Regions from separate parts of the Homo sapiens genome. Here region 2 is linked to region 1. Evidence: read pairs that join two places in POLR2A ChIA-PET (ENCODE). Cell type or tissue: Panc1. All regions are shown on one strand. Each heading gives the region's core, and the rest is flanking DNA. Links, peaks and the distances in the headings are about the cores only.

Evidence for each region. Peaks named below come from ENCODE experiments on the same cell type or tissue, not always from the same donor. Only the 100,000 strongest peaks of a DNase experiment are listed, where the experiment ranks them.
Region 2: POLR2A ChIA-PET joins it to region 1 with 18 read pairs; 1 of 35 experiments calls an interaction of 5 or more read pairs at or near these places.

What each region holds. Positions count from the first base shown.
Region 1 is chr12:53,904,270-53,915,089 of GRCh38, forward strand. No RefSeq gene overlaps it. Among named protein-coding and RNA genes, the nearest start is that of HOXC13, 29 kb to the right of the region's middle. In Panc1, for the core only: no CTCF peak of the experiment used is centred there; no DNase peak of the experiment used is centred there; H3K27ac peaks cover 1,596 bases.
Region 2 is chr12:53,847,002-53,857,821 of GRCh38, forward strand. LOC105378250 (a long non-coding RNA gene) reads left to right here. Exons shown (of 5, transcript NR_189099.1): 2 at 1,858-1,955; 3 at 3,309-3,411. Among named protein-coding and RNA genes, the nearest start is that of HOXC13, 86 kb to the right of the region's middle. RefSeq lists an enhancer at 1,272-2,471. In Panc1, for the core only: no CTCF peak of the experiment used is centred there; no DNase peak of the experiment used is centred there; H3K27ac peaks cover 3,996 bases.

The sequences.
Region 1 (10,820 bases), core at 2,425-7,424:
TGTCTCTATTAAAAATATAAAAAATTAGCCAGTTATGGTAGTGGGCACCTGTAATCCCAGCTACTCGGGAGGCTGAGGCAGGAGAATCGCTTGAACTCGGAAGGTGGAGTTTGCAGTGAGCTAAGATTGTGCCACTGCACTCCAGCCTGGGTGACAAGAGGGAAACTCCATCTCCCAAAAAAAAAAAAAAAAAAAAAAAAAAAAAAAAAAATTGGCACTTTGGGAGGCCAAGATGGGCAGATCATGAGGTCAGGAGATCGAGACCATCCTGGCTAACATGGTGAAACCCTGTCTGTACTAAAAATCCAAAAAAAAAAAAAAAAAAAAAAAAAATTAGCCGGGCCTGGGGGGGGCACCTGTAGTCCCAGCTACTCGGGAGGTTGAGGCAAGAGAATGGCGTGAACCTGGGAGGTGGAGCTTGCAGTGAGCCGAGATGGTGCCACTGCATTCCAGCCTGGGCGACAGAGTGAGACTATGTCTCAAAAAATAATAATAATAAAAAAATAAAAATTAAAATATAATTACCATATGATCTAGCAATCCCACTTTTAGGTATTTATCCGAAAGAATTGAAAATAGGGTCTCAGAGATATTTGTAGTTGTGTTCATTGCAGTATTACTCACAATAATCAAGAGGTAAAACCAACCTAAATGTCCACAAACTGATAAATGGACTTAAAAATGTGGTGTATTATCCAGCCTTAAAAAAAAAAAAAAGGAAATCTTGTCATATGCTACAATACGGATGAACCTTGAAGATATTATGTTAAGTGAAATAAGCCAGTCACAAAAAGACAAATCCTGTGTAATTCCACTTTTATAAGATATCTAAAATAGCCAAACTCTTAGAAACAGAAAGTAGAATTGTTGCTAAGGGCCGTGGGGAGGGCGAAAAGGATTGCTTGTTCAATGCATATAGAGTTTCAGCTTTGCAAATTGAAAAAGGTCTAGAGATCTATAGCACAACAATGTACATACAGTTAACACTACTGTACTATATACTTAAAGTTAAAATGATAAATTTTAAGTTATGTGGTTTTGATCACAATTTAAAAAAAAGAACTGGCAGATGATGGGGTATGCACATCTTCAACTGCAGAAGATAAACCTAAATTGTTTCCAAAGTCATTGTGCCAATGTACACACTCACTAGCAGTGTATAAGACTTCCAGTTGCTCCATATCCTCATCAGCATTTGGTATTATCATACCCTTTTCCTCCTAAACACTAGATAGCCAGGTATATACTTCTTAAATTTTACTAATCTGATGGATTATTTTAATTTGCATTTTATTGATTACTAGAGTTTGAGAATCTTTTTGGCTATTTATTGGCTATTTGGATTTTCACTTAAGTGAATAGCCTATGCATGTCTTTTGCACATTATTCTATTGTTCCAGTTGTCTTTTTTTACAGATTTAAAAAATCAATTCTTTACATATTCTGTGTACAAATTCTTTATAAGTCATTGAGTAACATATATCTTCCAGTTTGTGACTTGTCTTGTAGCCTTGTAAATGGAGCCTTTAAAGAAAACAAGTTTTTAATGTAGTTGAATTTATTCATCTCTTCCATTATGATTTGCTCTTTTTATATCTTACTCTAAGAAATCTTCCCCTACCCTGAGATCATAAAGACATTCTGTGTTTTCTCATAAAACATTAAAGTTGTGCTAGAATTGATTTTTGAAGAGGTATGAGGCCTGGGAATAGAAATCAAGAGAGGCTTTCCTTCTTTACACAGAAGGCAGATGCCAAAGGTAGTCTATCTGCATAGAATTAGAGCTGAAGCTGCTGCAGAGAAAGTTGGTTTAACCTCAGGAAGTGTTGTCTGTCCATGAGGGTTTGCAAAGTTTCAGTGACTCACTGAAGCAATGGAATCCATTTAATTTTGTTTGGTGGCAGGAGTTGGGTTCTTAGAGGTTACTAACACTGGGGAGATTATAGTTCAACCAAGAGGGGAGAGGTGAAGAGGCAAGGGACAGACAAAGTGACTCTGATTCTCTGTAATCCCAGCACTTTGGGAGGCTGAGGTGGGTGGATTGCTTGAGGCCAGGAGTTCGAGGCCAGCCTGGCCAACACGAAGAAACCCTGTCTCTACCAAAAAATACAAAAATTAGCCGGACTTGGTGGCACACCCCTATAATCCCAGCTACTCGGGAGGATGAGGCAGGAGAATAACTTGATCCCGGGAGGCAGAGGTTGCAGTGAGCCGAGATCGTGCCACTGCACTCCAGCCTGGATGACAGAGTGAGAATCTGTTTCAAAACAAACAAACAAACAACAAAAACAACAAAAAACAAGTGTGTACTACACTACCCAGCATTCTCTGTCCCTGCCTCCCTACTTCCCTTATCCTTCACCTGAAACTTCCTATTTAGTGGAAACAAAATAATCTCAACAGAACATGGCCAAAAATCACAATAGGAAGGATAAAAGAGAGTTACAAATACTCTACTTGAGGATCAACAGCAGACTAGACTCACTTTCCCTAGAGCCTTTCCAAGTCGAACTATGATGGCTTTGAGTGGAAGAAAGAGAAGATGACTTCTAGAGATGACTTGTATTTGGATCTCCGTGGAGGATATTTTCTGAGTCTTATGGTTTGGTCAGCTGAAAAATCCTTCTTGTGCTTCTTAACCTAGGGTGGCTGCCCCAAAGAGGAAGTTTCAGAAGGAGTCAATGGAGGAGGTCTGGGGGAGAAAAAGAGAAAGGCTGTCCTCTGGAGCAGAACAGAAACAGTGGACTGTGGAGGAAAGCTTTAGAGGGATAGATGACAGAGTGGGATGGATGGCACTCCTGGCTCCTCCAAAGGATATCATCATCAATCTTTAGTTTTTCATCCTATGCAAGTGAAGGAGAGCAAGAGAGGAAATTATTACATGGCCCTTGGTTTTCTCAGTACTGCCAATAAAAGAGATTTATGGAGTGAAACTTAGAGCATAGGGTTCTAGAAAATGCTCACATAGCCTTCAGGAACACTCACCAACCGGATTTGTGCATGTGTGCATGCATACACCACTCCCCACCCTATGTGAATACGCATACATTCACCTCCATAGAAACAGCGTGTATGCAACAGTGAGCAACACAATTTCACTATACTTTTCAGAAGTAACCCTGTCCATTCTTCTGTTTCCACATAGGCTCTAAGCTAGGTCCCACCACTCTTGTAGATTTTCTTCAAGTTGACATGGTGTGAGGCTGTCAAAGTGATGAGGAGTTGCAGAAGTCTGCACTAAAGATTTTGGATTGAATGTGGTAAATGATTGCTCTTGAGGAAGGACATGAGGAAATTAGCGTTAACGACATACAAGAGAGAGTTAGCTCTGATTCACTAGAGACAGGGAGAATCAGGAGACTATGCTGTGAAACAGATGCAAAAGGTGACTCCTGCAAACTTGAGCTAAGAAATCAGGACTGCAACTGCAAAGACCAGACAGACGGAACCTGGGGGAATTTGAATCTGTCTCCCGTCTGCTCTCTATTTTGAATTTCTTGTGAGTTGGTGTACAGCCAGGGCTGAGGGAGAGAGAACTTTGATTTCATGTTGTGGGGTGTTCTAATGAGGAAGGCTGCTGCCCTGTCTGGACCTCTCCAGAGTTTTCTTGGAGGCCTGCAAACAAGGACTTCTGAGCCAAAACCATGGCTAAGTCCTGGCTGGTTTGAAGCAGCCTCTTAGACAAACTGAGAGAGAGAAAAGGAAAGGAAGATTTGGGCTGTGGAGGGAGCAACTCAGCCGTCTTCTAGCCCACTGTTGGGACTTTTAATTCACCTCACACTGATCATCACCACTCTTTCCTCAAAAGCCTTCTTTCCTTTCCTTGATTTCAGTGTTAATGGCTGGGAAGTTACTTTTGGTGTTCAACTTCACTCCCTTGTGCTTCACTGGTAACAACATTTAGGACATGCATGCAGAAGACTTTAGTAAGTTTAAAATTAATTACAGAGTCATCATAGAACCTCATTTGTTTTTATTTGCCATTTATTAAGTTTTCATTTTTAAAATAAGTTTTATTTTTATTTTATTTGCCATTTATTAAGTTGAACCATACGTAACTGCTGGCATATTTGACCACTTTAGCCTACAAAAATTACAGTCTACAAGTTTCTTTCTTTCTCTCTTTTTCAGACAGGGTCTTGGTCTGTCACCCATGCTGGAGTGCAGTGGTACCATGTCTGCTCATTGCAACCTCCGCTTCCTGGGCTCAAGCAATCCTCCCCCCTCAGCCTCCTGAGTAGCTGGGACTACAGGTGCACCCCACCAGTCCTGGCTAATTTGTTCATTTTTTGTAGAGAATGGAGTTTCGCCATGTTGCCCAGGCTGGTTTCAATTCCTGGGCTCAAGTGATCCTCTCACCTCAGCCTCCTAAAGCGTTGGGATTACAAGTGTGAGCCACTGCGCCAGTTTCAACACAATATTAAGAACCTATGTGTGCTCAATAAGACTATGAGGCAATTTGGTAATGGTTAAAAACTGCTTTTTTTTTTTCCTTCCAGCTCAGCTCCACCATCTAGTTTTGAGTAAGTTACTTAACTTCTCTATGTCTCTGTTTCCTCTTCCTTAGGATGAAGATAATAATAGGACTTAACTTCACAGGGTTGTTGTGAGAATTTAAATGAGCTGTTATATGTAACACTTAGAAAAGTGCCTAACTCAAAGCAAGCTCTATATAAATATTGGCTATTATTATTATACACCAATCACTCTTATGTCACTTAATTTTATTACTATTCTAAGCATACACAAATATATAGATAGTAAGAAAATTAACACCTGTATGCCCACCTCCCAGGTTAGACATAACACATTAAAAATATAATGGAAACCCAATGGGTGTTCTTTCCCTCTCACATTACTGTCCCTTTATTCTTGGAGATAACCTCTGTTCTGAATTTGGTGCTTAACCTTACCATTAACGTTTCTCTATTTTAGTACATGTGTATGTAACATATGCCAGATGCAGTACTATTTATGTTTCTTAATTTTTATAAATGGTGTCATATCATACTTCTCCCTTTTCATCTTGCTTTTGTTGCTTAATATTATGTTTTTGATACTTATCTATGTGACTGCATGAAGCTTTAATTGTATTCATTTTAACTGCTGTGTAACATGCCAATGTACAGAATGTGTGATAGTTTACTTAGCTATTCTCCTTTGGGAGAATATTGAGATTGCTTTCAAATCTTTGCTGTTACCAACTATTTAATTTAGTCAACCAATTTTTATTGAGTGCCTACTACATCCAGGTACTCTTTCAGCAACTGGGAATTCAGCAGGGAAAACAAGGCATAAATATGTGTCCTCATGGAGCTTACAGAGTAGAGGGGGGAAACAATTATAAACTTAATAAACAGGTAAACTACGTAATTTGTTGGATGTGCTACGAGGAAAAAAAGGAAGATAAAGGGATAGAGGAGTACCAAGGTGGTTTGCAAATTTAACAGGGTGGTCAAGAAAGGCCTCATTGAAAAAGTAACGTCTGGGCTGGGTGTAGTGGCTCATGCCTGTAATCCCAGCACTTTGGGAGGCCAAGGCAGGTAGATCACCTGAGATCAGGAGTTTGAGACCAGCCTGGCCAACATGGTGAAACCCTGTCTCTACTAAAAAATACAGAAAAAAAAAAAAATTAGCCGGGCGTGGTGATGGGCAGCTATAATCCCAGCTACTCAGGAGGCTGAGGCAGGAGAATTGCTTGAATCTGGGAGGTGGAGGTTGCAGTGAGCTGAGATCATGCCACTGCACTCCAGCCTGGGCAACAAGAGTGCAACTGAAAAAAAAAAAAAAAGAAGAAGAAGAAAAGAAAGAAAGAAAAGAAAAGAAAAAGTAACATTTGGACAAAGACATGAGGAAGGTGAGGGAGTGCCATGTGGGTATCTGAAGGAAGTTCTAGGCAGAGGGAATGTTAGCAAAAGGTTCAGTGTTGGAGAAATGCTACAGAGAATATTCCAGTTCGTTTCTCCTTGTGCCCAAGAGCAAGTGCTTCCCCAGAGTATACAGTGGGGAGTGGAATTGCTGGGTTGCAGAGTATGTACACCTTCAAAGATACTTCATATAGCCAAATTGCTCTCCAAGGAGGTTATACCAATTTGTAATACCACCAGAAGTATGAAAGTTCCAATTATTTCATAACCTTTTCAGTACTTGGTATTGGCAGGCTTTTTTATTTTGCTGATAAGATGGTGTGAAATTATTCCTTTTTTTTTTTATTTTTTAATTTTTTTAATTTTTTTTATCTTTTTATTTATTTTTTTTTTTTGAGATGGAGTTTCACTCTTGTTGCCCAGGCTGGAGTGCAACGGTGTGATCTCGGCTCACTGCAACCTCTGCCTCCCGGGTTCTAGCGATTCTCCTGCCTCAGCTTCCTGAGTAGCTGGGATTACAGGCATGTGCCACCACACCCAGCTAATTTTGTATTTTTAGTAGAGATGGGGTTTCTCCATGTTGGTCAGGCTGGTCTTGAACTCCTGACCTCAGGTCATCCGCCTGCCTTGGCATTATTCCCATTTTTAACATGTGTTTTTCTGATTTTCTGAGAGTTGAACATCTTTTCATATTTTAGTAGCCTTTTAGATTTCCTCTCCTCTGTGACTTTCCTGTTCATATCCTTTGCTCTTTTTTTTTTTTTGAAACAGGATCTCACTCTGTTGCTGGAGTGTAGTGGTGTGATCTCAGCTCACTGCAGCCTCAAACTCCCAGGCTCAAGTGATCCTTCTGCCCCAGCCTCCCCAGTAGCTGGGACCACAGCCACGTGCCACCATGCCCAGCTAATTTTTGCACTTTTTGCAGAGAAGGGGTTTCACCATGCTGCCTAGGCTTATCTTGAACTCCTGGGCTCAAGCAGTCCTCCCACCTTGGCCTCCCAAAGTGCTGGGATTACAGGCATGAGCCACCGCACCTGGCCTGCTCATTATTTTTTTAAATTGAATTGTCTTTTTCTTATTGATTTTTAGAGTCCTTCACATATCTTGAATGTTAATACTTTGTCTAATATCTGCATTGTAAATACCTTCTGCCAGTCTGCAACTTATATAGCAGTGATAGTTAATGGTGTTTTTAAAAGAATGAAGAGTATTTAATCTAATTTTATCAAATTTTTTCAAACTTTTCCTTATGATTTTGTTTTCTGTGTCGTGTTTAGGCAAATATTTCCTATTCCAAGGTCATACAGGTTTCTCATTTATTCCCTCATTTGCTTATTTATTTGACAAATATACTGAATGCGTACTTTGTGCCAGGTACTGTTCTAGGCTTGGCAGAAACAACTGTGAGTAAGACAAAAGACCCAACCTTAATGACTTAGATTCTAGTGTGGGAGAGAGACAATAAACAATAGATAAATAGAAAATAAAACATGAAGAGAAAGTAAGATACAGAGATAAAGAGAAACCAATGGGCTGCTCTGTTAGAGTGGTCAGGAAAGGCCTCCCTGAGAAGGTAACATTCAGCAGAAAACAGAATATGATGAGGGAGCAAGAAATGGGAATATCTAAAGAGAAGAACATTCCAGGCAGGGGAAACAGCAAGTCCAAAGGCCCTAAGATGTTGGCGTGATTGATGGGTTATAGAACAGTCGAGAAAATGGCTAGTGTAGCTAACTGGCATACATAAGGGGAAGAGCGGTAAGTGCTTACTTAGAGAAGTAACCAGGGATTTTATTCTGTGATGAGAAGCCACTGGAGGATGTTAAGCAGGGAATTGATTTACTTTTCACATGTTCATTATGACCACTATCATAACATCCAGGAGGCAAAAACGGAAGCATGTAGATGGGTTAAGAGTTTATTGCTATAGTCTAAATGAAAGGCGATAGTGACTTAGACCAGGGCAGTAGCAGAGAAAATTGTGAGAAGTGGTCAGATTCACACTATACAACATGACCCCAAAAGCACAGGCAACAAAAACAAAAACAGACAAATGGGATTGCATCAAACTTAAAAGTTTCTGTACAATAAAGGAACCAATTAACACAGTGAAGAGGCAACTCATAGATTGGGAGAAAATATTTGCCAATCATATATCAGATGGGGGCTTATATCCAAAATATATAAGGAACTCAATAATAAGAAAACAAACTACTCAAACTACTCAATAATAAGAAAATTAAAAACTCTATTAAAAAAAAGCAAAGGACATGAATAGACATTTCTCAAAAGAAGACATATAAATGGCCAATAGATAGATGAAAAAATGCACAATATATTTTGAAGTTAGACCTAGTAAGATTTTCCAATGGATTTGATGAGGATGTTAGCACTATTTTCTTAAATGGGAACGTTGCAGGAGGAGAAGTTTTGGTGGTAAAATGCATACTTTGTTTTTGATCATGCTAATTTTGAGATGCCTATTAGAGGTCTAATTTGAAACTTTTTTTTTTTTTTTTTGGTAGAGAAGGGGTTTTGCTTTGTTACCCAGGCTAGTCTTGAACTCCTGCCCTCAAGTGATCCCCCTGCCTTGGCCACCCAAAGTGCTGGGGTTACAGGTGTGAGCCACCTTGCCCAGCCAGCCAAGTTGAAATTCTGAACTGAATGTTGAATATATGAGTGTGGAGTTTAGGGAATAGATAGAGATGTAAATTTGAAAGTCACTAGCATAATGTTTCTTGCCTTAAATTCTCATATATTTTCCTCTAAAGGTTCTGTGCTTTTCCTTCCTTCCTTCCTTCCTTCCTTCTTTCTTTCTTTTTTTTTTTTTTCATTTGACGGAGTTTCACTCTTGTTGCCTAAGCTGGAGTGCAATAATGCAATCTCAGCTAACTGCAACCTCCACCTCCCGGGCATAAGCAATTCTCCTGCCTCAGCCTCCCTAGTAGCTGGGATTACAGGTGCCTGCTACCATGCCCAGCTAATTTTTGTATTTTTAGTAGAGATGGAATTTCACCATGTTGACCAGGGTGGTCTCGAACTGCAGACCTCAGGTGATCCACCCACCTGGGCCTCCCAAATTGCTGGGATTACAGGTGTGAGCCACCGCGCCTGGCCTGCTTTTGCTTTTTCATGTTTAGGTCTTTAATCCATTTGGAATTAATTTTTTTATATAGTGAGAGAAAAAGATTGAACTCTCCCCTCCCTGTGCCCATGAGTAGGCTTTCCCTCACTGGTTTGAAATGTCAGATATCAGATTTAAACAGCACAGATCTGTTTTCTGGGTTCTCTATTCTTTTAAGTTGGTCAATTTGACTATCAAAGATTCATTATCACTGCTATCATAATATCCAGGAGGCAAAAATGGAAGCAAGAAGACTGGTTAAGGGTTTATTGCTATAGTCTAAATGAGAAGTTATAACTTAGAACAGGGTCTGTGCAAATACTACACTGTCTTAATCATTACATGATTCAGTCAGGGCTTAGTGCAAGAACAACTCTAGATATTTCAAGCAGAAAGGAATTTACTACAGGGAATCTGATGCTTACAGAGTTGTTGGAAAGGCTAAAAAGAGCAGGAGTCAAATATGGCTCACACACTCGGTCTTGTAAGACGGCACCCCAGCCTCACAAGGTGTTGTCTTCCAGCTGGCTGTGTAACTCTCTTCATTAGACCATTCTACCATTCCATAGTGTCAGCTGGGATTACAGGCATGAGCCTCCGCACTTGGCCCTTTAGGTATCTTAAAGTCAATTTTATCTCATATTATAGCATCTATTCTGGCCAGGCGCAGTGGCTCAGGGCTGTAATCCCAGCACGTTGGGAGGCTGAGGCGGGCGGATCACCTGAGGTCAGGAGTTCAAGATCAGCCTGGCCCATATAGTGAAACCCTCTCTACTAAAGATACAAAAAAATTAGCTGGGTGTCGTGGCACGTGCCTGTAATCTCAGCTACTCAGGAGGCTGAGGTGGCAGAATCACTTGAACCCGGGAGGTGGAGGTTGCAGTGAGCCGAGATGAGCACCACTGCACTCCAGCCTGGGCAACAGAGCAAGATTCCATCTCAAAAAAAAAAAAAAAAAAAAGATTTATTCCAGTGAGGGCAAAAACACTGCCTTCTGCATGATGGAGGGGGACCACTATAATCAACTCGCCTTGGCTGGTCCCTATGGTTAGAATGCCATATGGCTTGTTATTGGTCTCTGCTGTTGGCGGATTATCTCTTAGGAGACATAGTACCAAGATCTGCCGTGGTGAGAGAAAATATGTTTTGTTGAGCCCAGGCATAATTTCCAACTTGCCATCACGGCTACTGTGCTAGTGAGTCCTTTTAGCAATTCCTGGGTGGCTTGATAAAGAGGCTGACTGACATTTGCAGAACCAGGTCATCTCGTCCACCCAATTACCAAGACCTGTCAGTGCCCTTTGGTGAGTGAACATTCACCAATTTGTAGTTTTGTTGATTCTCCCTCGTGTATTTTTGTTTCCTAATTTTCACTCTTACATTGATTATTTCTTTCCACCTTTTTTGGTGGCAAGGGGAGGTTGCTGTGACATTATTTTTGTAATTTCTTGAGTTGGAATCTTAGCTCTGTTTTTTCTTTCTTCTCTTCTAATGTATTACAGCTATAAATCTGCTTTAAATGCTACTTTAGCTGTATTCCACATTTTTTAAAGATAATTTTTTAAAGCAGTTTTAGATTCACAGCAAAATTGAGAGGAAGGTAGAGAGATTCCCCGTATACCCCCTGCCCCACACACGCATAGGCTCCCCCATTATCAAAATCCCTTGCCAGAGCAGTAGATTTGCTGTAATTGGTAAACCTACATCAACACATCATAATCACCCAAAGTCCATAGCTCGCATTAGGGTTTTGCTCTTGGTGCTATTTCCACACATTTTGATTGTGTATTTTCTGTATTGTTCAGTCTATATTTTATCTAATTTCCATT
Region 2 (10,820 bases), core at 3,878-8,877, 56 kb before region 1:
TTAAAGAGCATTTTACAGTTCCAAAGTGTTGTCATTTATCATCATTCGATGATAAACCTGTGTGCTTGGAATTCTTACCCACATTTTACAGATGAGAAAACTGAGGAACAGAGTGTTTAGTGAGTTCCTCAAGGTTACAAAACTAGTAAGTGACCCAGTTGGCATTTGATCAAAATGTAGTGACTGTTACAAGGAGGCTGAAAGTCTTTTTATTGTCCAACTATGGAAAAAGGAGTTAGGGAGCCCTTTCTGAAGAACTTTTCAGGATGGGGAATACAGAATTTCTAATTCACAGAAGTGTTCCTAACTCACAGAATCAGGATAAGATGACCTTGGCCTGGGGCCCAAAAGATATCAGGTGTAAAATACACAGTAAATCTAACTGTAAGGTCAGATAAATATTAAGAAAAATGAGAAAAAAATGCCATCATTTACATGCAGATAGTATTTAATTGCTGAAGTTTTGAACATTCTAAGCAGTCTTATTTAGAAGTAATCCCCAGAGGCTAATCTGTCCAGGGTCCCATCTCTAGGCCATACTGTTAACACGTGGTTGGATGCCCTGTTCTTTTATTTATTTATTTATTTAATTTTTAAAATTTCCGCTTTTATTTTAGGTTCAGGAGGTGCACGTGAAAGTTTGTTGCATGGGGGAATTGTGTGATGCTGAGGTTTGGGGTAGGAATGATCCCATCACCCAGGTAGTGAGCATAGTACCCAACAGGTAGTTTTTCAACCCTCATCCCCGCCTTCCTTCCTCGTTTAGTATTCCTCAGTGTCTATTGTTTCCATCTTTATGTCCATATGTACTCAGTGTTTAGCTCCCACTTATACGTGAGAACATGTGGTATTTGGTTTTCTTCTGTGTTAATTTGGTTAGGATAATGGCCTCCAGCTGCATCCATGTTGCTGCAAAGGACATAATTTCATTCTTCTTTTTTTTTTTTAAATGGGATGCCCAGTTCTTAAAGATGTCAGGGGAACAAGAGCTCATGTAGTATTTGATTCACCTATTATTAACTTTATCTTAGACCCAATCTAAATATCTTTTGCTGTTATCCCACTAGTTCTGTGTTAGTGGGAGTAGAGTAAAGCTTTCCAATCTCCACCTCTCTCTCTCTCTCTCTCTGCCACTTTTCTGCTTAGAAACTTTTGCTGGTTTCCCACAGCCACCTTATTGGGTGCTTACTATGTGTCAGGCACTGGTGCTTTATATGCACGATCTAATTAGATTGCTACATCAACCCTGTGAGGTAGGGGCTTTTGCTTTCTTCATTTTAACATAAGAAACAAAGAATAGTTAAAAAATTTGTCTGGCATCCCATGACCGGAAAGTGGCAGAGCTGAGAAACTCTGTGTATATTAAAATGTATATTTTATGTCTCTTGATGGCAGGACCTGACATCTCTTGTACCAAACACCAAGCATAGCCCTCCAGTAATGCTCAATAAATGCTTGCTGATGACTATGTTGATGAAGAAAAAAACAGTTCTATGATCAAAATAATCAGGAGGAAGGGGAATTTTAATTTGGACTATCCAATTTGCATAGGAGAACAAACCTCTTGATTCTTACCGACTTTGGTGATGCCATTTCAAGAGCCCCTGCTATGTGCAGAGCTCTCCATTCAGTGGAGGAACCCTCTAGGGCTAAGACCTGATTTCTGTCCTTAGGGAGCTCAAAGGTCAACGGAGGCGACTGCACTCAGATCTAAGACACAGACATTTTTACTGAATTAACATGACCGTTGCAGGTTCTGACACTACCCAAGAAGAGTTTGGAGGCTCTGGTATGCTCTGATGGTAGGAGGAGATGGTACAGGGAGGCCACAAAGACTGATGCTCTTTGGTTCTCCAGTTGTCTTTCAGGAGGTGTAGCCTGGTTGTGGCCTGGGGAGTTTGGCTGTTCTGTGTGGTGTGCCTCCACGGTGTGGTCTCCAGTGAGCTGCTCAGCAGGTAAGGCGGTCCAGAGATGATTTACCCCAGAACAAGGTGAAGAGATGAGAGGACAGGAAGAAGCTCCTCAAGGCCACAGAGCAGCAGAACTGAAACAAGAACCAAACGAATCCACGTAAATGTCTCAGCCTCACAGGGTGCGGGTGGAGAGGAGGTGCCATTTCTGTCAGAATGACCCGGTGCTCCAATCGCTCCCATGTGCCTCCTTTCACTCCCACCACCCGCACTTTGCTTAAGCACCCTGCCCTGAAGCAAGAGCTGAGATGTCAGTTTTTGGGGAAAGTGAGATGCAGAGTTGCCTGACAAATGGGTGGGTCCCCCCAACCCCGCCTAGTTTATGAGCCCAGGGTGGCTCCTCCCTTCTAACACCCTCCCTCTCTTTATGACCCTGCGCAATCTTTGATGTCTTCTTCTTGTGAAGGGTGGTGAGGGAGAAAGAAGACAACCTCAGCCAAAGAGGCCCTGCCCACGATAGTTCTCGGGTGAGGGAAGGGGCTCCAGGGAGTAGGGCAGGGATTTTGCACAAAGAGCGGTAAGTTGGACAAGCTGACACACTGACCATCCCTCCAGATCTGTATCTACTTGGGAAACATCGGCACTACATTTGGTCTCTTTCATGGCAATAGAAAGAACATGCTTAGGCTTTGAGCAAGCCAGGCCTGGGTTCAAATCCTAGAACTTCAACATTCTAGCTTTTTGACCTTGGGCAAATTGCTTAACCCCTTGAGCTTCAGTTTCCTCAACTAAATTAAGTAATACACTATACATTTCATAAGATGTCATGAAAAACTAAGTAAAACATGCTTACATAAAGTGCCAACATCCATCAAGTGTCTTGCATACAAACTTGTCCCTCTAATTAAAAGATACATTTCTTGACAGCAGGGATGTCAATGGCTTGCTGCCCTCCACACCCCTCCACTATTTCCAACACCACAGACCTCTTTGCCTCTCTGTTTTATGTAGAGAGGCATTTTTTACTGAAGCATGTTCTGCTTTCCTTACAAATGCACAAATCCCAGGATTTGTGCCAATCTTTTCTGTCTTCTGCAGGCCCCCATCTCAAAAGCCACAAAAAGAAAAGGTGGCCAGAGAGCTTCTCCTACCCTGGAGAATCCTGTAAGCAACTTTTTCTTCACACTTGGCAGTTTTCCCTCTTCTCTGCCATGCTCCCTTTCTCCTCCATTAAAATGATTTTATTTGCTTTGCTCCTATTCTTATCCATCTATATATTATTTTTTATTTTATAGCTATCCTATAATGGTCTGGGGCTATCCCTCCTGAATCACCAACTAGGCTTACTTTAGGATTTAATTTGGTTTTATTAAAATTACCAAAATTCTCTCTGGGCAGGTGTAGACCCGGGCAGGGCGAAGCTCTCTGGGCTGTTGACTGTGAGGCCCCTCCCCACCGGTAGATTTCCAAGCCTCTTCAGTTTTGCATTCAGCCACAGCAGGTGAGTGTTTCTGGTGCATGTGGACTGTGTGTGCGTGTATGTGTGTGTCCTTACCCTATTTTGTCTTATAAAATCTCATAAAATGGGTTTCCCACTCTCACTACCTTTACTTATCCATGTCTACACTCTTGTTGGGAGCTAATGCTTGCCTACATGATTTTTGCCTTTTCTAAATTCATAAGTAGGAATTTAGAGGAATCCCAGGTAGCCGGTGTAAGTGCATCTGAAACCAGTGAATGCACCACAGGTGTCTGATATGGATATAGGGAGGGGATGTGTGTGGGTGTGTGCATGTGTGTTTGTCTAAATGTAGCTTGAAGTGTAGATGTTTCCCCAAGTGGCTAGACACTACAATCTCAGAACTATAAGAACACAGATTTATACTGCCTAAGGAAAGGCTGTAATGTATCTTAAGAGGTGAAAGAAGCTGCCTACAAGAGGACACAATACCTGCTCTGGGGGGGGGTATAGACACATCCTAATATGTAGATTCTATCAGAGATCATTTTTGGTGTAAACTATAGTAATAGGTTTTAGGCTGCTTTACTCTTTCTTTTCAGAAAAGTAGTGTAGGAAAAGCTTGGCGGGGGAAACAGATTTCCATTTAAATTTTCCAATATATTACTTTTTCCCTTGAATAAAGATATCTTCATTAGGATTCAGAAATTTTTGCTTTAGGGGGGCTGCACCCAGAAGTAGTAGAATAGGAAATAGGAATCAAAGAAAATGAGAATGGTGAAACTGAAAAGAAACCTCCTGAATTGGATTTCTCATATTTATCTTGGTGGTCGATCATTGTCCCCCAAGGCCACCAACCCACACATTGAGAGGTAGAACTCAGGCAAAACTTCTCCCCCAGTTCTGTCTTAGTCTAGTTTTCCTGCCTGAAGAGAGACATTTTCAATTCATCAGAGCTTGTGCCTCCCTCCAACTTAAGATCTAAATGAGTGTTTTCCCACCTCTGTCTATCTACTCACATCCCAAATATCTCCAAAGAAACTGGGGAAGAGCTCTCTAATGGGGAACGTGAACATTCCACTTCTCTATTAGAGAATCCCACAAAATTATGTCAGAGAGCTGCTGGACCAGGAGTCTCTGTTTCTCAGTACCCTGACTTTTGCTCCCTCCCCACTGCTTTGCTTGGCTGGAATCAATTGACATTGAACCTGCCTATTGCATTTAAGAGAAGTGGGAGTACAGAAAGGGTTTTTAAAAAGTTAGCTTCAATCCCAGCACTTTGGGAGGCCGAGGCGGGTGGATCATGAGGTCAGGAGATCGAGACCATCCTGGCTAACAAGGTGAAACCCCGTCTCTACTAAAAATACAAAAAATTAGCCGGGCGCGGTGGCGGGCGCCTGTAGTCCCAGCTACTCGGGAGGCTGAGGCAGGAGAATGGCGTGAACCCGGGAAGCGGAGCTTGCAGTGAGCCGAGACTGCGCCACTGCAGTCCGCAGTCCGGCCTGGGCGACAGAGCGAGACTCCGTCTCAAAAAAAAAAAAAAAAAAGTTAGCTTCATGTTAGGAATAATGCAAGGACTCAAGTGCCTCCCTAAGGATCTAATTTTGAATCTACAGGGTTGAATGAGAAACTAGTCCATTTGAGGCAGCCTAACATGGGGCACTTGAAAATGGACATTTTCTCACGATCTGTCCTTTCCTTTAAAAAAATAATGTAACTTAGAAGAATATGATTATCCTAAAACATTTTATTTTTTAATTAAAGAGGGTTCATTATGCTACCCGTCTCATCTCGTCTCAGAGGAGGAAAACCCTGTGTTCAGCAAGTTTGCTAAGAAATAATTATAGGTTCAGATCTTCCCCAGGCCCCGAAATTCAATTAAAATTTTTTTGTTTTAAGTTGCTAGCAGTCACATGGTATGTATGTGTGTGTGCGTGCGTGCGTGTGTGTGTGTGTGTGCATGTGTATGCCCCAGTTTTCCTTGTAAGTATTCTGGGAATAGGTTCTCAAATGTGACAGTCATCTTCACATTCTCAGCCCAATTTCTTTGGCTGTATCTAGGTGAGCAGATATTAACATGGTGAAAAATCTTCTGCAAAAGGAAGCTCACTTTGATTTTTGTTTGTTGGCTTAATTTTTGGCTAGAATCACCCCAATTGTCTACCAGTCCCCAGTTCCTGGGATACTTCTCTGCCTTATACTGAATTAGGTCAGTATAAAGGTACAGTGGCTCTCAATCTTCACTGTGGATCTGAATCATCTGGGGAACTTTTAAACCATAGAGGTTCCTGGGTCCCACTCCTAGATGTATAGAGTCAACTGGTGCACCATGAGACCCAGACATCCATATTTTTAAAAAGCTCCTTGGGTGATTCTAATATGCAGCCAGGGATGAGAACTACTGAAGAGATGGCAGCTGTGTTTGGATCTCACAAATGATGTGAGATTTGGGTGATTAGTAAAGACACCCAAACAGGATCATGAGGCTCAATTTGACTCTCTGCATTGCTCGGCTCATTGTATAGTTATTTTACGTCATGTAAGCATAGGGGCAGAGCGTTACCTGTTTATCCTGACTGAGTTATATTTAAACCTAGGTGGGAACAGGATTCCATAATTTTCCCCCTACCACCTCTTTCCCCTTTCCAGGAGAGGTGACAGTTCTATTGAAGCTCTATCCCTGTTTACATATAGAAGGACATAAAGATTATTTAGGGAGGACAGTGGACCTTCCATAGGTGACAGGTGCTGTATGGGCAGGCTGGCACACCTAGGACATTCCAGGGCATGGGGATGTATTTATGAGTTCACTTAAGCCATGGCTGACCTCTCCCACAGTTTAAAGAAAATAAATAAAACCACTCCCCAGGCTTCAGGACACAAGCCCTCCTGGCAGCCAGAACTATGGAAAGAGGGTGGATAGGGATGTGTGAGGCCAGATTCTTACCATATAATAAACCAAAATAGACATGTTTAATAGAAATCTAATAAATGAATTAATAAAATAAATAACAAATGTGCCTATGAATCCCCATATATCTCAGCCTATAAACATATAGGTTTATATATATTAGTAGCTTACATATTGTGTATGCAAGTGTGTAGATTTAAATAGATTGCTATATAAATTTATTTATATAATGACAATAGCCTTATGGGGCATGGAAATAATTATGAAGCTATTTCAGGCATATTTTTTGAGAATTGTAGCCATTTTAATATTTTGACTGAAAATTTCATCAATATTCTGATCCTTCCAAGTTATTTAGATTTATTTATTTGTTTATTTATTTATTTATTTGAGACGGAGTCTCGCTCTGTCTCCCAGGCTGGAGTTCAGTGGCGCGATCTTGGCTCACTGCAAGCTCAGCCTCCCGGGTTCACGCCATTCTCCTGCCTCAGCCTCCCAAGTAGCTGGGACTACAGGTGCCCGCCACCACGCCCAGCTAATTTTTTGTGTTTTTAGTAGAGACGGGGTTTCTCTGTGTTAGCCAGGATGGCCTCTATCTCCTGACCTTGTGATCCGCCTGCCTCGGCCTCCCAAAGTGCTGGGATTACAGGCGTGAGCCACCGCACCTGGCGTTATTTAGATTTATAAAGTATGTATACATTTTCTATTTTGTATACAGATGTTCATTGTTATCTATCTTAGCTTTTTCAAAGAGACGGTACCGAATCTGTGTGTAGATAGCCAAAGTGGGCAATTCAGACACAAATAATCTACTCTGGGGCTTAGATAATCTGAGTTTACTAATTATATGAATCTGATTCTAAACTCTTCACTTATTTGGTGCTATATAGACATAGCTTCTGTAATTTGAACCAGATGAATGCACTTCATTTTACTTTGAGGATGCATGTGTGTGAATAGCTAGTAGGACCTTTGGGTCAACTTTTACTTATCTGCACTCTTGGAGGGAGGGAGTAGAAAATTATCCAAGAAATAGCTAAGAAAAATAATTTTAATTTGGCTTTGTAATGAAGTCAGAATCTCAATCTCTCTCTCTCTTTAGCCTCCTCTCACATACAGGTGCCAAATAAGTGAATACACACACACACATGCACACGCGCGCACACACACACACACACTCGGTCTTTTGTCAAACAGACCCTAATATCTTTCTGGGCTTGAATGACTGCATCTTGATGGCCCATGAAGGGGAGGAAGTGAACCTAAGTGATCTCCAGAGACAACGATAGACTAGCACACAGTATCCATATATGTCGATATGTGCTAACATATGTAGAGATATGCTTTTGTCCCCAAAGGCCTTAAGAAATTGTCTACAAACCACTATAAAATCCTTATCTGATTTCTATGCCATTTCTGCTTATCTGGTAACATAGTTTGATTTTGCATTCAAAACGGAACAGATATTGGAATTGTGTCTCCCCAGACCACCTCCCAGAGCTGGGGCTCAGGGTCACACAGTGAACAGTGGAGGGTGGGAAGGAAGCCATCCACTACCATCTTCCTGTCCCCTGTGGGTAGTTGGAGCTCAGCCAATTACAGAGGCTCCCGAGACACTGTTTAACAGGTCCATTTATGGTGATATTTTATGAAAAAGAATATAGATGAGTTTTAATAAGACTTCTCTCTCTGAGCTGGCTCTGCAACAACTTAGCTTTAAATATGCATCTCATTCTCCTAACTGCTTCTCTTCACTTGTCGGCAAGACCAAAATGAGGCATATGGGGAGACAAAAACAAACCTGGTCTTGGAAAAAGACAACTCTGTCCAAAGCCAAGACTGGCTACCCATGCATGAACTAAAAAGGGAATTTTCTGGATTACTCAGTCTTAGATATCCCATTTCATTAAATATGTACAACATGAAATCAACTTTGTTGTTTTCTTGAATCCAAATCTCCCCTTTGGCAGGGCTGTGTAGGAAAAGGGAGTAGAACTGCTCTGTGAATTTCATAGAATTGCTGTTTCACCCACACTACTGGTGATCCACTAGTTACAGTGTGGACATATCAGCTTTCCAGTTTTCACCTGGGAGATATACGGTCACATATTATGTGGGTTTGTGCCAGCAGAATGAAGTGGGATGAGGAGGATTGGACCGGCTCCTCATTTATTCATTCAATGAAGGTTTATTGAACCATCTACGATGTACCAGGTGCTGTGCTAGGTTCTGGGATGGCAAAGAACAAGATCTTTGCCTACAATGTACTCACTGAATTAGCAGAAGAAATCAACATATCAACAGATAATTATAATATAGTGTTTTAAGTGTACTGATAGAAATAACGCACAAGGTATTATGAATGCACAAGCTATTATGAACACACAAAGGAGCAGAATCTAATCCACTCTTTGGGGTGGGGGCTGCACAGAGAGTGTCCTCTCCAGAAGCAGATGGCAAGCACTGGAACTTTATTTTATTCACCTTTGTATCTCCTAGTCCTAACGATCATGCCATGTTTGTTCCATGAATTGACCAAGGATTTAAGTCTCTTTAAATGCAGTGGCAAAAGCACTGTAATAGGAGTCAGGAGGTCTGGATTCTGGTCTAGGCTCTGCTATTGCAGTTTGTGGCTGGGCCATGTCACTGCTTGTCAAGATGAAATTAGAGGAAGATCCTGGACCAATACTAGGCCACCACTTCCCTATTTAAATAAAATATACTGCCCCTCCTTCCAGTATGTCTATAATGTATAAGAAATAAAATCAAAGTTTTCTTTCTATAATCCATTCATAAAGTAGTTGTCAGCTCTCCATAACCTTGCCCTTTTCTAGTTTTCTGTGACACTTTTAAAAGTTAGGGCAGGTTGACTAGTACTAAGGAAGCTGGAACCTGGGAGAAAGTGAGATCATATTAAAAAGCCTGTTTGGCTTATTTCTGCCAGTGCTGAAAAACAGTTTAAACCCAGCCCGCACTTAGGGCAGTGGGGCAGCAGAGCATGGGGACCGCATTGTGTCCTCCATAGAACTACTGTTTGCTTCTCTGCTTGAGCCCAGCAGAGAGCGAGGCGGGTAGCCAAAGCGTGCTGACCTGGTTGCAACAGGAGGGCTTGCATCCCTTGTAATCATGCTTCCTCTTCCTTTTTCTTGAAGGAAGGGAAATAAAACCCAAATGTTGTACATCTAATCAAACAACTCAGTGTTAAAGCTGGAGGGCCTGATCCTTCTCATAGTATCCTTTGCTTTTTGCCTCCAGAACACTAAAACTCTTGTTTACCTCCATCTTCTTTTCTGTAATATGGGGGCTGCGCAGAGGGTGGCCTCTCGAGAAGCAGATGGCAAGCAATAGAACTTTATTTTATTCACAATTCCTGCCCTACTATTTAATGTGTGTTTCTTTTATAGTACTTACCAAAATTTATAATTTATGTTTGATTAATATGTCTTTCTAACTAGATGGTAAGATTCATGAATGCAGGGATTGTATTTGTTTTCTTCTCCATTTAATTCCCAGCATCTAGTATGGTGTTTCCAGATAGTAGTCACTCAATAAATACTTTATTTTTTATATTTTTAGACATAGGATCATGCTCTGTCACCCAGGCTAGAGTGCAGTTGCATGATCATAGCTCACCATAACCTCAAACTCCTGGGCATAAGTGATGCTCTCGCCTCAGCCTCCAATGTAGCTGGGACTACAGGGGTACACCACCATGCTGGGCTAATTTTTTATTTTTTATAGAGATGGGAGGTGTCTCACCATGTTTCCCAGGCTGGTCTTAAACTCCTGGCCTCAAGCGATTCTCCTGCCTCGGCCTCCAAAAGTGCTGGGATTAGAGCTCCAGCCTGTGCTCACAGCCCCAGCCTGTGCTCAGCCTCATAAATACTTTTGAGTCACTGTGCCCAGCCTCATACATACTTTTGAGTAAATGGATGAATGGTGTTGTCAAAGTCAAATATTATGAAGTATTTGAAATCACTTCAAAAAATTATAAAGGAGAAACATGTAAAGCATTGTTTCTTCTCAACTAGATTGTAAGTTTCTTCATTTTAGGAACTGAGTCTTATACTCTTTATTTCCCATCAATCTAGCATTTCCACCTAGTAGGTACTCTGTAAATAATTATGCGTATCACTACAGTGTTTAAAAGAACATGATAATACTTGCAACAAACAACCTGAAAATGAATTTAAGAAAAAAAATCCCATTTATAATACCATCAAAAATAATAAAATCCTTAGAGATGAATTTAACAAAGAAGCACAAAACTTATACTCTGAAAAGTACAAAACACTGTTGAAAGAAGTTAGAGAAGACCTAAATAAATGTAAAAACATCCCATGTTCTTGGCAATATTTTCCAAGTTGATCAAAAGATTAAACACAATCACTGTCAAATCCCAACTGGCTTCTTTGCAGAAATTGACAAACAGATCCCAGGATTTATATAGAAATCCAAGGGACCCAAAATACCCAAAACAATCTTGAAAAAGAGGAGCAAGATTGAAGAACTCACATTCCTTATTTTAAAACTTACTACA